Linked DNA regions of Homo sapiens: region 1 is linked to region 2. The links are chromatin loops, found by intact Hi-C in ENCODE. Cell type or tissue: A673. All regions are shown on one strand.

The links. Hi-C counts contacts between places; a loop is a spot of excess contacts. Peaks named below come from ENCODE experiments on the same cell type or tissue, not always from the same donor. Only the 100,000 strongest peaks of a DNase experiment are listed, where the experiment ranks them.
Region 1: it touches region 2 in a loop (4-fold over the local background); 9 of 110 quality-filtered maps call a loop at or near these places.

What each region holds. Positions count from the first base shown.
Region 1 is chr12:44,012,385-44,020,384 of GRCh38, reverse strand. The region is part of intron 3 of TMEM117 (transmembrane protein 117); the gene reads right to left. Among named protein-coding and RNA genes, the nearest start is that of TMEM117, 180 kb to the right of the region's middle. In A673, a CTCF peak has its summit at 4,855 (motif pointing left); a DNase peak (open chromatin) is centred at 4,814; H3K27ac peaks cover 2,024 bases.
Region 2 is chr12:44,870,354-44,878,353 of GRCh38, reverse strand. NELL2 (neural EGFL like 2) reads left to right here and starts at 2,039. Exons shown (of 20, transcript NM_001145108.2): 1 at 2,039-2,539; 2 at 3,001-3,129. The coding sequence starts at 2,485. RefSeq lists enhancers at 915-1,414, 1,415-1,916. In A673, CTCF peaks have their summits at 1,568, 4,029 and 4,231; DNase peaks (open chromatin) are centred at 1,623, 2,013, 2,653, 4,263 and 1 weaker place; H3K4me3 peaks cover 6,313 bases; H3K27ac peaks cover 4,932 bases.

The sequences.
Region 1 (8,000 bases), 860 kb after region 2:
TGGTCTTTGACCAAGAGAATACATCGAAGGTGGATAGTAAGAGGCATAACCACTGCCCCATGTAGTACTTTTAGAATGCTGACCCTTGTCAGATAGGGCTCCATATAGTAAAAAAGACATAAAATAACTGTGAGGGAATAATGATCCACTGACAACAATATCTGGATACTGCTAACACAGACCATATTATTTTCATTGAAAGAGTTATTTCTTTTATTAAAGATATCATAGACCTGATCATTGAATTTGACCAAAAAACCTGGGATTTTTTAATCCTGGTTTGTTCTGAATTTAAAATTTATTTTTAATATGCACAATTATTAGAAATTTCTAAGAAAACACCATTACTGACTAAACCATTCCCTATGCTACACAGAGGTAGTAGGAGGAAGAATGTCTATTTGCTGAGTGTTTTTAACAACCAGATTCTATTACAAAATATGAACAAACAGACCTTTCATTCTGTTTAAAAGAGCTTTTTTCTCAAATTGGGGATTGTCATATGTGGAATGAGGAAAAATCAAAGAAGTTTGGGGGGATTCATTACTCACGTTCATAGAGCCTTTATTAGAATGCTTCCAAAACTTTCTAGAGACAGAATTCCATCTTTTGATAATTAAGAATAAAAGGAAGGACTTCCACATATCTATGTAATATTAAAGGCACCAACTGCATAGTTTATAATCTACACATATTTACACTGATTAATGAACCTGCCAACTAGAATAAATGAAAATTAATCAGAAATTACATTTATGAAATAACATTACATAAAACTTGAAATAATGAGCACATTAAACTTATTTGCCTAAATGTCTTTATCCAGAAGAAGAAGAAAGAGGAAGATGAGGAGGAAGAGGAGAGAAATGTATAGAGAAGAGAGCCCCAGATCAGGAAGCTAAAGATCTGAAACCTGGTCCTACTTCCAGTGCTTATTAATGGTGCAGATTTGAATGAGCCAGTACCCTCCTGAAGCCTCTGTTTCTCCCTCTGCCACTCTGTCAGGGCTGCTGTAAGTGAGCGTTTCTGTGAAACTACAATGGGTCTCCTGGGGAGTGAGAATTGACTGTGACTAGTCTTTTCAGGGAAGTGCGCAACCTGCTCTACAGGACTTGCCTGAGATGGTCTTTGTCTCAGGATTTTGTGTGCATCATATCCTGGGAAAATGATGGTCTGGTCACACTAGATGGCTGCCATTCATCATAAAGCCCCACCCCAGACAACATTCTTTCATACAAAAACACAACTAAACAAGCAAAAAACTCTATAGGCAATTTGAATACATAAATCTCCTCCTTCCCTGGCCTCTGCCCAGAGCTGAGAACCACTGACTTAGGTGAAGTCCACTTAGGGTTGAGTGCAGCTACAAGAGTAGAGTTAATCGGCTGGGCACAGTGGCTCATGCCTGTAATCCCAACACTTTGAGAGGCTGAGGCAGGCGGATCAAGACCATCCTGGCCAACACGGTGAAACCCCATCTCTACTAAAAATACAAACATTAGCTAGGTGTGGTGGTGTGTGCCTGTAATTCCAGCTACTCGGGAGGCTGAGGCAGGAGAATTGCTTTAACCTGGGAAGCGGAGGTTGCAGTGAGCCAAGATTGCGCCACTGCACTCCAGACTGGCGACAGAGCAAGACTTCTTCTAAAAAAAAAAAAAAGAAAGAAAAAGAAAAAAAGAAAAATAAAAACAGTAGAGTTAATTATCAAGAGTACTTTCTGGATAAAATATTGATAAGGTCCTAGGAGTTGCTTAAGACATACTATGTGGTTTAAGGAATTCATAATAGCAGAAGTCTCCATTTATGTAACAACCAATGGAATAAACAGTGCAAAAAGTTAGTTTCATAATCTAAGAAATGTACCATTTTTATTAAAACAATTGTCTCTAAATTACTTTGGCCATTTCTAATTAAAATTACTTCAAATGTGTTTCATCTAATATAGTGTAGAGATTTTACATGTTTTTATTGCATGCTTAGAACACTTGCAAATTCAGTAGGTCTAAAATATAATTTTGACCTTTCCTTAAAGCATACATATCATTATCAAATCATCTGAAAGAAAATCTGAAGCATAAAAAAGGAGAAAAAAATGAATTTTTGAACGAAAGAGTCCTTTTTTCATTCAATCAGCAAAAATTCACTTTTGCCTTTTGTAACCATTTTGGAAATCTAGTTGACTAACTAGAGTTAGTTCAATTCTCCACATTTTTATGTTTCTTATCTAATTTCAAGACAAAGGCAGAAAAAGGTTGTGTCTGGGCACAGCTGCAACACACAGCATGAAATGAACCCCAGCAGAGTGGCCTAGTCACCAAGAGCAGCCAGCACATACCAAATTGGGAGTGATCAATGCATGATGTACCAACTAGAGAGTCTAATTAAATAACAGTGGTTAATTACTAATTAGTATGTGACTTATGTAGACAGAAGTACTTAGACTTGTCAGATGTTAAAAAGAACATTGAAAAAAATCAAAACTCTGTCATTTCAATGATCTATTTAAAAATGATGCATTAGAGGTTTTTTCTGCTATCATTTGCCTAGCCAAAACACACATTGAAGAACCTGTTTTCTCTTTCTAAAACAGATGTCCTTATTCTATTTAAATAATAACATTACCTTTGATGTCATGAAAGACTATAAAGCCTAAAATGTTATAATATTTTGAAGTGGTGGAGAGGGTAACATAGTGTCTAATATCCATTTAAACACCAGTATATTTGAAATATATCATTATTAATCAGCTGGATATATTTTGTTCTTACTTCTTACATGCTTATCAAGTGCATACTTAGAAAGCCCTGGTTTCAACTAAAAACCCCTCTAAGTTAGCCAACCCAGTGACAAGCACTCAGAATACACAAATCTATTTTCCAAGTGATTCATGGTCCCTAGTCTTTGGGGTAAGAGGAGGGCCAGCAGATCCTTGCTTTTAGAAATCATATAAGATTTCTTTCCACAACTGTGAGACTTGGTGGGTTTGGGGTTTTTCCTTTTTTGGCATCTATAGAAAAAAATACCATCTGTCTCATCACCAAAAAAAAAAAAAAAAAAAGGAAAGAAAGAAAAGGAAAAGCTTGATATGGCATAGTGATGCCAACCTTTACTTTCAATTATTTATCACCTAAAACACACACACACACACACAGAAGGCTTCATAAATAATGCTTTCTCCTTTTGTGAAAAGTGTAGGTGGAAATACTACATGTATCCTGCTAAATGAGCAGATCAGATTGATGCTCATCTTTACTAAACATTATTTTTTCACAACCTCACCAAAAATCAAAGTAATCATACCTTTCCCATCTCCTTGGTGATAGTGACACATTTGCCACCTTAAAACAAAAACCCATAAACAAAAGATAACACTCTAAAATCCATGACACATTTGCCTGAAAGGAGGCTTAAGGATGGAGGGACTATTATATAATTTATCAATTTATATCTGTGGCCAGAATAACACTCATCAGAATAATCAAGGATACTTAATTAAAATGCACTTTTCTGAGTCCCACCTAACACCTCACAGAATCTGTATTTTTGGCAGGCACCCAGGTGATACTGATGCAACCTAAATTATAAAGGTGGTTTGTGGGGCTCAGGGTACTCTCCCAATACTTTGCATCATCCACAAACCTTCAGGCACTCTGTTCACCATTGACCTCTGCCTACATTCCCATTAGCTCGTAAAAGATGAAAGAAAACTGTGACTTTGTATTTCCACTAAAGAATAAAGGGAAGTGTGGCAAGAAATCAGGGCAAATTAACTGTCAAGTCATGTATTGTTTCCCATCTAGTTTAAAACACTCATTGATTGAAATGTAGACTTACGTAGTGAAAGCCCTAGAGAAAAAAAATTAAATAATCCCAAAACAGTAATTAAGTTAGACGGAAGAAAGCTGAAGAAAGAAAGAGGAAAGGGGAACCATTCCTAGGGCAGGTGGGACACAGGGAGAAAGGGAGACTCTGCTGTGGCCATAGGGATGGTCCCGTTTCCACCTGGGAGGTGAACTGAGTGAATTCCCAAAGTTAGGTCTGCAAGCAAACAGTGCTAAATTACCCTTGCTAGCTTGGAACTAGGAGGAATGGCTTCACCCAGAGGCTGGGACTGGCTGGATATCTGGATGCCTTTAAAGAAAAGGGAAAGAAGCCAAACATGCCACTGAACAGCACCAGGAGGAGAAGCAGCAGTAGTGAGAGGTAGTGGACATAAGAACAAAGCAGCCAGGTGGGGTTCAGGGGAGGCAGAACCGTATGAACCCCACTCCACTAAAAACTGAAGGGAGTTGGGAGGAGGGGGTAGTGCTATCAATCCATTCAACGGGGGTGACCCACAGATTAACAGTTTATTCCTGGGTATTTTGTTTTATTCTTGTTTTTGAGACACAGAGATTGCAACTCTGTAATATTTCCAAGCTAGTGGGTTTTTGTAATTAAGCCAGTTCACACCAAAATAAAACTCTCTACATCAAAATTTTCTTAAATCCCATTATATCTAAATGAGTTGTATAGTCTTATTTGTTGTTTGGTAAATCCCATTATATCTCAATGAGGTGTATAATATTTGTTTTTGTTATTGTTGCTTCCCTTCACATAACAAACAAATCTGTGTCATATATATATTTAACAGACTATTAGAGGTCAACTTGGGAAATTGTTATACTACTACTTATTTTATTGTTTCTATTAGGAAAATACACTCTGAATCCTGAATTCCGAAGAGTTAATTTATAAGCACATTTTTGGACCAGTACATGTCGGTAATTGAGGACTTCCTGTACAACTAAATTCTGGCAAGTTCTAGCTCCTATAGGTATCTTTGCTACAAATGCTTATCCACAGTGCCCTCTAGCGATTTTAATTCTCATTTCAACATGGACAAAAAAAAATTTGAGCAAAAGCTTTTCCATCTTATGAGATGAACATATGCATGTAAGTCTCAGAATCATACAATCCAAAAATTTTAAGTCCAAAAAATACCAAGAAATCTTATTTGAGTATATTATAGATATATATATTCAAAAATCACTGATCACCATGACACAAAAGAAATATGTTCTTCATGGAATCGATAAATAAAAGCCTTCCTGGGTTTTGTTCTTTTTCAGTTAAGAATATCAATATGGATACAATGACTGACTTAAGACTTCTAATTTAAATTTTCTTTTTCACTTATTTTTTTAAGTCCAGCATCCCCTCTTTTAGATGATACACTGTTCTTGGACAGATCTTGTAGACAGTACGAGTAATAACAGCCAAAGAGGAAAAAAATTTCCTATGGTAACTACATCATCTGTGTCTCAAATCTCTGAGTTATATATTATTACTGTAGCCACCATTTTTTTTTTCTGAACCAAGTTTGCTAAGGTTTTTCAGGTGCCTCTCAACAAATAAAATCTCCTAAGTGAGGCCAATCATAGAAATTACAGCAGGCTTGTGCTGTTCTCAGGCTAGATGCAAGGTAGTGTGCCTTAAAGCTTAATTAAATGATATTATTTTCACATACCGATCACAGTATTTCACAGAACATAGAAAAAAAACGGTACAACAAATAGAGGCTATAAGGAAAGATCAGAGTAAGGAGAACAAAGAAAATGAAGGAAGAAAGAAAGAAAAGTGTCAACATAAAAGCACAACACCAAGGGGAAAAAATAGCAGTAACCAACAGATGGGAGATACCAGTGTTCATTTTCCTTGCTACATCTAGGTGATTAACCATATAGTACAAGAGAGTACACCACCTGTGGAATTGGGTAGTGTAACGTATCTTTTGATTATGCATAGATCTACTTATACTTAACAAATAATAGGAGGTTAGGAAGTTTGGAATAAAACAATGCAGTGGTTTTCAAAGTGTTATCCCAGATTTAGGAGCATCAGCATCACCTGGGAACATGTTAGAAATTCTCAGGACATACCCCAGCTATTTCTACCTCGGGCTCATATCCTCTCTGGAAGCAGACACTTCATGTTAGGTTATGAGAAACTCAGCTCCTCAGGCACCTGGCCTACAGTCATCAGCTTCATCTTTCAATCTCATCTTATCCCCCTCATCCTAACCCCAAGGCCTCATCAGGTCTGCTGAGGGAGCATGTCCATACCACCCTCAGTGACAAAGATAAAATGATTCTGTTATTCTCTGCACCACAGTGGGGTGACTGGAACTCTGCAAGGTTGCCATGGCCCGTCTACCTGCAATGGCCTATCTACCTAGAGCCAGTTCAGCTCTATTGCTTTTGTGCTGTGGGGGACAGGGGGACTTCTGAATACGGCTTCCCACTGCCCAGGCTTCACCGTGAAAAGGACACAAGTCTTTCCTTCTCTAGTCCACAGTTGTATCTGAGGTGTCTATTGTTCTCCCTATGCCCCTCCCCTGAAAGTTTGTTAGGTTTCAAACCCTTTTTCAACTTCCAGTATCCACTCCAACATGTCAGGAGTTTAGAAGTTGCCACTCCATCCTAACAGCAAGCAAACAGCTGAGTGATCTGAAAAATCAACAACTCTTCTTAGATCTGTCAGTGAAGTGAAGTCTTAGGGCAAACCCTACACCACAAATTGGAGAGACAGACAGGCAAATACAGAGAATCACAACTTACCAAAGGAGGAATTCATGAGCAGAAACCTCTTCAGGAACCAATGCTGAGGTACATAAATCTGAGCTGCAATTGATAAACTGATGGAGGCTCGGTGTGGACAAGTCTGAGAGCTAAAACCTCCAGGGAACCCAGCCACGGAGGACCCTCACCCTTCTGTGAGTCTTATCTCCAGGCCCTCACAGCGACTATCAGAGAAAAATTCCCCTGTACTTTCAGCAGTGGGGAAGGAAGAGGAACCATTTGAAATATGAAAGAAAGGATATTCTGTTCTTTGCAAGGCCTGCCCTCCAGACCCTAACCTCTTGGAATTTTATCAGAGCCTAACCTACCTGGGGGAAGGGAAATACCTAACTCCAGACCACCCTAGCCATCATATCCAGCCTAAGTTGGGGAAAAACTGTGAAGCACTGGTGAAGTTCAGAGCCCAGGGCCACAAGCTCATTAAAAGTCTGAGACCTAGACTGGGCGCGGTGACTTACACCTGTAATCCCAGCGCTTTGGGAGGCTGCAGGCTGATCACTTGACCTCAGGAGTTCGAGACCAACCTGGGCAACATGGCGAAACCCCATCTCTACAAAAAATACAAACATTAGCTAGGGTGTGGTGGTGTGAGCCTGTAGACCCAGCTACTTTGGAGGCTGAGGCGGAAGGATCGCTTAAGGCTGGGAGGTTAAGGCAGCGGCAGCAAGCCCTGTTCACGCCATTACTGGACATGAGCTTGGGTGACAAAGTGAGACCCTGTCTAAAAAAAAAAAAAGCAAGAAAGAAAGAGAAAAAAGAAAAAAAGTGTGATACCTAATCAGAGGAGTACAAAAGACTTCCCCTCCCCCCACACCCTACCACTGCATCACTGAAGGCCTATTTAGTGCACTTCTTTCTACCCAGTACATCATGTCCTCCTTTCAACAAGAAATTACAAGGAAAACAATTATAAAGCAAAAACCCCAGTTTGAAAAAACTGAACTGGTATCAGAACCAGAGTCCCATATGCCAGGAATGTTGGAATTGTCAGACCAGGAATGTTTAAAAACTATCGTTAATATGCTAAGGGCTTTTATCGAAAAAAATAACTTGCAAGAACAGATGGATAACATAAGCAGAAAGATGAAATTCTAAGAAAGGATTTTTTTTAAATGCTACAGATCAAAACAAGTGGATCAGAAATGAAGAATGCTTTTGATGGGCTCATTAATAGATTGGACATGACTGAGGAAAAAAATATCGGAACTTTTATTTTTGAGAATATGTCAATAGAAATCTCCAAAACTAAAAAGCAAAGAGGAAAAAAAAAGAAAATAAAAAGGAATATATAAGAACCGTGGGTTAACCATGAAAGGTATAACTGTGTAATGGGAATATCAGAAAAAGAAGCAACAGAAAAAAAAAAAACAAAAACAGAAA
Region 2 (8,000 bases):
ACTCTTCACACCTCCCCATACTCATATTTTAATGATTTCCATACTATTTAATTAGGTCAAATAATTACAGTAGCAGGTTCAACTAGAATTATTTTGGGTACCAAATACCACTGTTCTGGAGGGAGCCTCAGTGTGTATGGTACTGGAGATAAGCCCATTAACCACCAGCTTTCAGCATATGGATGAGAGTCAGAGAAACTCGAGAGTATCCCTACTTTCATGAGTTGGTTGAACACAGGTTGGTTAGGAGGACTTTTATGTGGAAATATATATGTGCATATGTATATTTATGTTTTATTCTTTTCTCTAATGATAGCATTTTAAATGCTACGTTATTTAAAATTTATTTCGTGTAGCTTCTGTAGATACTTATTACAATTGAATATTTTAGATGCACAGCTGTAGAAAGGTCTTTAATTCTCTGATGATTAATTTCTTTTCATTGATTAATTAAATTGTATTATTTATTTGGCATAGTTTTTCAAATTTGGGAAATTGCATATGACAATCCTTTATCACTTGTAAGTACTGAAATATTTCTCAAACTTTACAAAGTTACAAATAGAATTAAATGGGAAATTCGATAAGAGAGAATTAAAAATTAATTTAAAAGAGCTCCCGAATTCTGAATCTTTTGTCTTAAAAATTCTAAGGGCAGATCTAAAAATACCTCTTTCCCTATAGTATAATATAGTATATGTATTCCACTATATGATAATATCTATAACTATATATCTATAGATAAAATGTATATTATACTCCTGCCTTGCAGGGGGCTCAGACTACCCAGTAGGCATTTTGGTAACTGTAGCTGTTAGTATCCAGTTGGAGAATTCAGTACCCACATGTTTGCATGGAAGGTTAAGAAACCCAATTGATCTTTGTACAGATTAATACCATAATGGTTTTTTAAACTCTTAACTTTTCCAAAATGAAAGTGGAATGCCATTCCTCAAAATTTACCTAAAAATTTTAGGGCTATGTTCAAAAAATATTATGTACCATTGATCTTGAACATACATGTGCCTGCTGAAAAATGGATCTCAAAGGACACCACTTTTATGGTCCCGGACATATGTGGTGAAGGGCAGGTAGAGCCTGCATGAGTGTGGTCAACAGTGGGATGGCTCTTCTCTCTCGCCTGGGCTCCATCTCCTCCCTCTGCTTATTTACGTATTTATTTATTTCTCTCTCTCTCTCTCTCTCTAACCATCTCCTCTATGTAGGTAGATATTTCGGCGTGAACAGACGCCCTGGCTCAGTTCCCCTTGCCTTCTGCTGTATGCTGGTCCCAGAGAGCCCGAGTCCGGGTCTCCACGCTTTATTTGGCAGGGGGCGCGCGGGTTCCGGAGCTGTCCAGCACCTCCTGGCCAAGTTCTCTGCGCTCTCCGCGCCCGGGAAGCTCTCCGCGCCGGGGAAGCTCTCCAGCGCCCCGCCCCCGGCAGGGAACCTCTCCACCAGGACACCCGGGGCTTCCCAGGCTCGCCATCCGTCCCCACCAGTCTCTACCTACTTTGCCCAGCTCCACCTCGGCAGTGCAGCGTGTTTTGGTGGCCTTCCTCCGCACGCCCTGGAGGGGGAGTGCCCTGCACCCCGGGGCTGCTCCGGAGCCCAGTGCACGAGTGCACATGGGCTTCCCTCCTTTGCTTAAAGGGCAGGCGAGCGCTACTCGCTCCAGCCTTGCCTCCTGCAGCTGGGTGGTCTTTTTTCTCTCCTGTCTTTCAAGACACGCGCCCGAAATCGAGGGGTGAGAGCAAAGACCGCCCATCAACTTAGCACCTTGGATTTAGAGCTTTCAATCCCGAAAGGAGGTTGGCATTGCCCGGGTCATCGAGAGAGGGAGGGAGAAGAGCTGAGGCTGCAACGGCTCCTGGGCTCCCTAGACCGGGTTTGGCATCCAGGAGACCGTGCGGGAGACCGACGCTGAGCGCCGGCCTCGCCCTCGGCGGCCCCTCCCTCCTCCTTACCCCGCCTCCCCCGGCCCGCCCCTCCCTCCCCGGAGGAGCAGTCTCTCCGCGCGTCTCCCGGAGCTTTCTCCATTGTCTCTGCCTTTACAACAGGTTCGGGCGGCGGGGAAGACGGGGGGGTGCGGGGCCGCCCCAGCCCGGGCTTTCTTGGGGCCGCCCCCCTTCTACCGGGTGTGCGAGTCTTTGGCTGCTTTTATTCGGCTCGGGAGCTAATTCCCCGACGGAGCCGCGCCGGGGCGAGTCCGACCCCTCCCTCCGGGCCCCCTCCGGGCCGCGCTGCCGCCTCGGCCCTGCGTGTGGGAATGATGTGCGCATTGGAGGGTCTAAGTTCTTCACGCGCCTGGGGAGGCCTCCCTTTTCTTTCTTAGGCAACCAAAGCGTATTAATCCTACTGATCAGTAAATCCGAGGCAGCAGCAGGAGAGACAAACGTTATTTTCCCGCTTGATTCCAAGAACCTCTTCGATTTTTATTTTTATTTTTAAAGAGGGAGACGATGGACTGAGCTGATCCGCACCATGGAGTCTCGGGTCTTACTGAGAACATTCTGTTTGATCTTCGGTCTCGGAGCAGGTGAGTGGCCGCAGAGCTGGGGCTGGGGAAAGGGATGGCTCCCGCCTCGGGGCAGCATGGGCTGGCTGGGGAAGCCTCGCTTTTCCCGGACCCAAAGTAGGTCTGGAGTGGGAAGCTTGGAGTAAGGGGGCGGGTTTGGATATGGATTTTTTTTTTTTCTGTGCTTGCCTTGGAGACCGCGAGGCGGATCACGCCCCTAGTCCAGGGTCGGAGGGCTGAGGGGGAACTTTGCAGAGAGAAGGGTTTAAAGGAGGTCATGGAAACGGGACTGGGTGCTCCGCTATTTAAAGCTTGGCTGCTGATCTCAGGTAAGGCTCTCGGCGGAGGAGGAGGCAGTCGCCTCTCATCTTCAGTTCCCAATATTGTCGCGAAAACGCGGTTCTTTGCTGCCCTGGAGGAAGAGACTTGCATTTTGATGGAGCTTTTCCTTTTTCTCTCTCCCACCTCATACCCCTCACCAGTTTGGGGGCTTGGTGTGGACCCTTCCCTACAGATTGACGTCTTAACAGAGTTAGAACTTGGGGAGTCCACGACCGGAGTGCGTCAGGTCCCGGGGCTGCATAATGGGACGAAAGCCTTTCTCTTTCAAGGTATGCCCGGCGTGCTGCATCCCCACTGTGATTTCAGTTCCGATAACCCCGGCAGGAGTTGCTCTTGCCGCTTGTCCTAACTTTGTATTGCCTCATGGATGACAGTACTTTAGCTGAGGTGTAGAAGGGCCAGTGTGAGACACATATCCCTATCTCTTTTAAGTGGTTTTTTCTCCCCTGCCTCACCCTTCTCCTTCGTACTTTGTACTCTTGCCAGTTCTAATGGATAGTCCCTTAATTACTGAGCAGAAACTCCTATGGCAGATGGTTGATTTTAGAATCTGGGGAACAATGAATTATAACACAAACGCCTCGTTTGGGTGAAATTGATTTAGGTAGGAAAAAGGATAGCTTAATCTTAGTTAAGACACTGATCTCTGAAAGTTTCAGGTACGATGGTGCCCTGCTTGGAGGAATTGTTTTATGGGGGTAGCTTTCTGGAAAAATTAATGCCTCTGAATATTTTTACTTACTGCATATCACAGTCGCAGTATATTTGAGGCAAAATTTATCTTTGAAAGACCCTCATTCTTCCTTCATCCACCAATAACAAGAGAAAGGGAATAATGGTCTCAAAAGTATTTTGGAAAGATTTCAAGTAAATGTTAATCTAGAAGTGTATCTCATATTATCATTAATTGTGTACTTACGATTTTACAACTTTTTTTTGAAGTCAATGGATATTGGCTGGGCACAAATGTCTACATCTCAAATTATATTTAAATGTGTTGTGCAGTCAGAAGCAAATTCCAATGCAGCAAACCTTCAACTTTGATTAGAGCTTTTGAGGATTGCTTGTTTGTGGAAAGTTGCCGTAATAAGAGCTTCTAAAAGGTAGCTAAACGTGTACAGACAGACTAGATTCATGTATGGTGAAGAATACATGAAGGCAAAAGAGAATGGAGTTTGGTTTAACATATCTAATGGACTAAAGCTTCTTGCCCTACCTCACCCAGATTTTTGTTGTTGTTGTTGTTATTTTGGTGCCATGGCTTTGAAAGTGCAATTCATAATTACTAAAGAGTTGGATATGCAAAAGGAAACCACTTCGGAAAATATGCTACCAAGAAATAGAAATAAAATAAAACTTGAGTGTTTCTGTAGTGGTGTTGTTGCCTGATATAGCCAGTATGTGTCACCATGGACACTAAAACCAAAGCTTAGAGTTGGGAAAGGAGGAAATTCACATGTGTTACATTTACTTAAAACAAGTTTGCTCTTATAAAAAATTAAAATGCAATTTTCTGGCTTAAAAATTATTGTTTAAATTTTATGTTTAAGTTAATTTTTTATTGTAACAAATATTTATGGTAATGTTTTATTCACTTAAGGGTCTTTTATAAGAGGGTGGGGCTTGGATATTGAATCCTTTAAAAACAATGACCAAATATAATAAAGAAGATAAGGCTACATTGTCAGCAGAATTTCACACAGTTGAATAGAAGTGTCAGTAGGGTTAACCTTCTGTTTTTTTTTTTTTGTTGTTGTTGTTTTGTATTGTGTTGTTTTTATCTCTGATTTTTAATCCCTATGAACTGGAAACAAAGTTATTTCAGGACTGCCAATTCGAGTAACTGGAAAGCTTTATGGAATCTAAAGCTCCTAATAAACAAATGGTATTGTAGTGCTCTTAAAATTTACAAAGCTCCTTTAAATTTTATTAGTATTCTACCTAGTTTCCTCTGAAGAGTGTCTGATCTGTCACAAATAGAAACCTTCAGGACTGTGCATTTTATATTCTGATGCTAGAAAATTAAACCATTTTTAGGAAATAGTCTCAGGAATCGATAACTTTTCCTGGTTAATTAAAAATGTTTAGTTATTCATTTTTATTTAAATTGTCAAATTCTTCAAGGTAGGTGTTCAAAATACATAAGGCATATAAAATGTTTTGTTTGAATTGTCCATAGTAACTAGATATCCATGTACATTGATGAATTGGTTGTTTTTCCTTCCTTGTTGATGCCGAGCTCAATATTTAGACAGAGTAAATGCCTAACAAATATGGTTTATGAGATTTGAAGGTGTAAAATTTCATTTTCTGCCAAATTATGGACTTTATTTAATATAACCAATCAATCAGCAAGTATTTCCTGCATGCCATGTTCTCAGTAGGCATATATTACTGATGTATTGATTATGCTCTTGTGATTTCTTTTATTCTAAGATTCGGATTATGAAATTGACAAAAGGTGGCCCTTTGGCCATGCATGGAATTTCGCATTACCTTGGCAAGGTCTTTGCTAATAGCATTTGGAAACTTGTTAAGAAGTCAGTTCCGAGTCTTGCTGCTTCATTGAGATTTCCTTTGGCTTTAGAGAGAAAAAAATATACAGACTGAAGATTTTATAGATTCTATTTACAGTGAGTTGAGGGTGCTGCAGATATTTTGTACGGTATATACATATACACTATACATAGTCATAGCAGGAATAGTAACAAATTACAAAATCCGTGAGATGCTCTCAGGTTTCATATGAACCTATCATATAAGTTTCTTTGTGCTATCAGATATGTTCTAAATAGATGGAAGAGATTTTTGGACCATCAAATTTTTCCTGCAGTAATGTAACCATCTTCTTCTGTCTTTTAGCTTTAAAATAAAGAAATCTCAACATATACTTTCCCAGTGATTTTTGCTCATTTAATATTGCTTTTCCTTGTGCCAGTTTTTCTCCTTAGTGGATTTTGAGATGCATGCAATTCAATACCTTTTGAAACTCGTAAATTTATTATTATCTATACCTAATAAAAACAAATGGAAATATATTTTAAAGTCATATGTTTTAAAAATAATAATAGCAACTATAGTATCACTAAAATGGTTTTGTTGTTGTTGAAATTTGATTTATAGTTGTTTTGGAAATTCAAGTAATAAGATGCTAAATTAGATTACACCTTAATAAATATGGCTTTTGATCTTTGCCAATTACCATAATTTTCAAAAAAGGAATCCAGGCAATTTTCTAGTCATTTCTAGCTATAATCTGACTTGCAGCCACAAAAATACACTTATTATGCTTTTAAAAATTAGAGGAGTGAATGTAGACAATAAAAAGACCTATGAAAGGTTATAAAGGGTTCTACTTTCTAAAATCTAGGAAGTATTCCCCAAGATAATGATCATAATAATGTTTTTTTCCTCTCTGTACATGAGGGATCAGGAATGAGAGTATACAGAAGCACCATTCTAGGACTTTCTAGCAATGTTAGCATGATTTTTAGATCTTTGATTTTAACAATTAATCTGGCCAGGTTCCCAAAGTAGATAATTTCCTCTGTTGGTTTAATACAATTTCTTCTGAAGTGTTAACAGATTTTATAATCTCATTAATCCATAGAAGAGAAGTGGATAAAATCAAAGCATGTTTTTTTTACAAGTTGTTAAGTTGAAAATAAGCTTAGTAGTTATTTGTAAAAAACTTTAAGGTTTTAAAGGGAAAAAAAGGTCGTACGTCTCCTCTTATGCCAGTGTTACGCAGAGTGAAATAGGCATTTGGTAATAGACCATGGACTTTAGTAGGCAAAGGTAACTGCATTGAGGAAATCGAGGTGGCACTAATTTGTCTTCAGTATGATGGTTGGTGAGCATCTGTGGACTTTGAAGTGATGGCTGTTGGTGCCCAAATAGTGTGGAATAACACAGTGTTTAAGAGATGCACTTAGAAACAAGATAGACTGAGGTGGAATTTCATTAGTTGTTTTACTGTGGTGAAGTTACTTAATTTCTCTAAGCTCCAGTACCCTCAATTATAAAATGATCATTGTTATGACAATTAAGCGAGTTACTTTCATTCTTTCAAATAAGTTATTTTTGGGAAACTAGCATACTGCTAGGTGTTAGGCACATAACAAATGAAGACGTTAGAACTTAACTTTGATTTCATAGTGTCTTAAAAATAGCCGTTGAACAATTACATAGTTACAGACCTAATCACCATTAAGATAAATTATATGAAGAAAAACTGAAGATATAATGGGAATCTATATTTTAGTTAGGGGAGTCTCAGGCTCAGGGAAACCATCTTTGAAGAATAGTCATTTAAGCTGATAGTTGAAGGATATGTAAGAGTAGTCCAAAGAAGAGAAGCTATGGGGATAGGCAAAGGGACTAGTGTGTGAGCAAGGTTCTGAGCATGGGATGAATGTGCATTTGAGAACGTGGAGGAAGTCTAGAGAAGTAGAAACATAGGGCATGTGATATGAAATAAAGTATATGAGGAAAGCAGGAACCAGGTTACATGGTAGGCTATACTAATAGAGCAGAATTGAAAATTTATCATTATGGAAATATATATTATGGTGGGCAGAATAATGGTCCTGCATAGATGTTCATGTCTTAATTCTTGGAACCAAACAATAGGTTACGTTATACAGCAAGGGGAAGTTAAGTTTGCTCATCAGCTGACTTTAAGATTAGGAGGCTATCATAGGTTATCTGGGTGAGCCCTGTGTAATCAGAAGAATCTTTTGAAATGGGGAGAAGGAAGCAGAATAGTCAGTGTAGAGTGATGTGATATGAGAAAAACTAGTCTGGCCACTGGTGGCTTTAAAGGTGATAGTGGGCCACAAGCCAAGGACTGCAGGCAGTTTTTAGATGCTGAAAAAGGCAAGAAAATGAGTTTTCTCTTACAGCCTCCAGAAGGAATGTAGTGCTACTGATACCTTGATTTTAGACCAATGAGACTCATTTTGGACTTCTGATCTCCAGAACTGTGAGATAATAGATTTGTGTTGATTTAAGTCACTAAGTTTGTGGTGATTTGTTTGAGCAGCAATAGGAAACGAATACAAATTTTCCTGCATGGAAGTGTGGTGCTGGTGTAAGAAATACCTAAAAAATATGGAAGTGGCTTTGGAACTGGGCAATG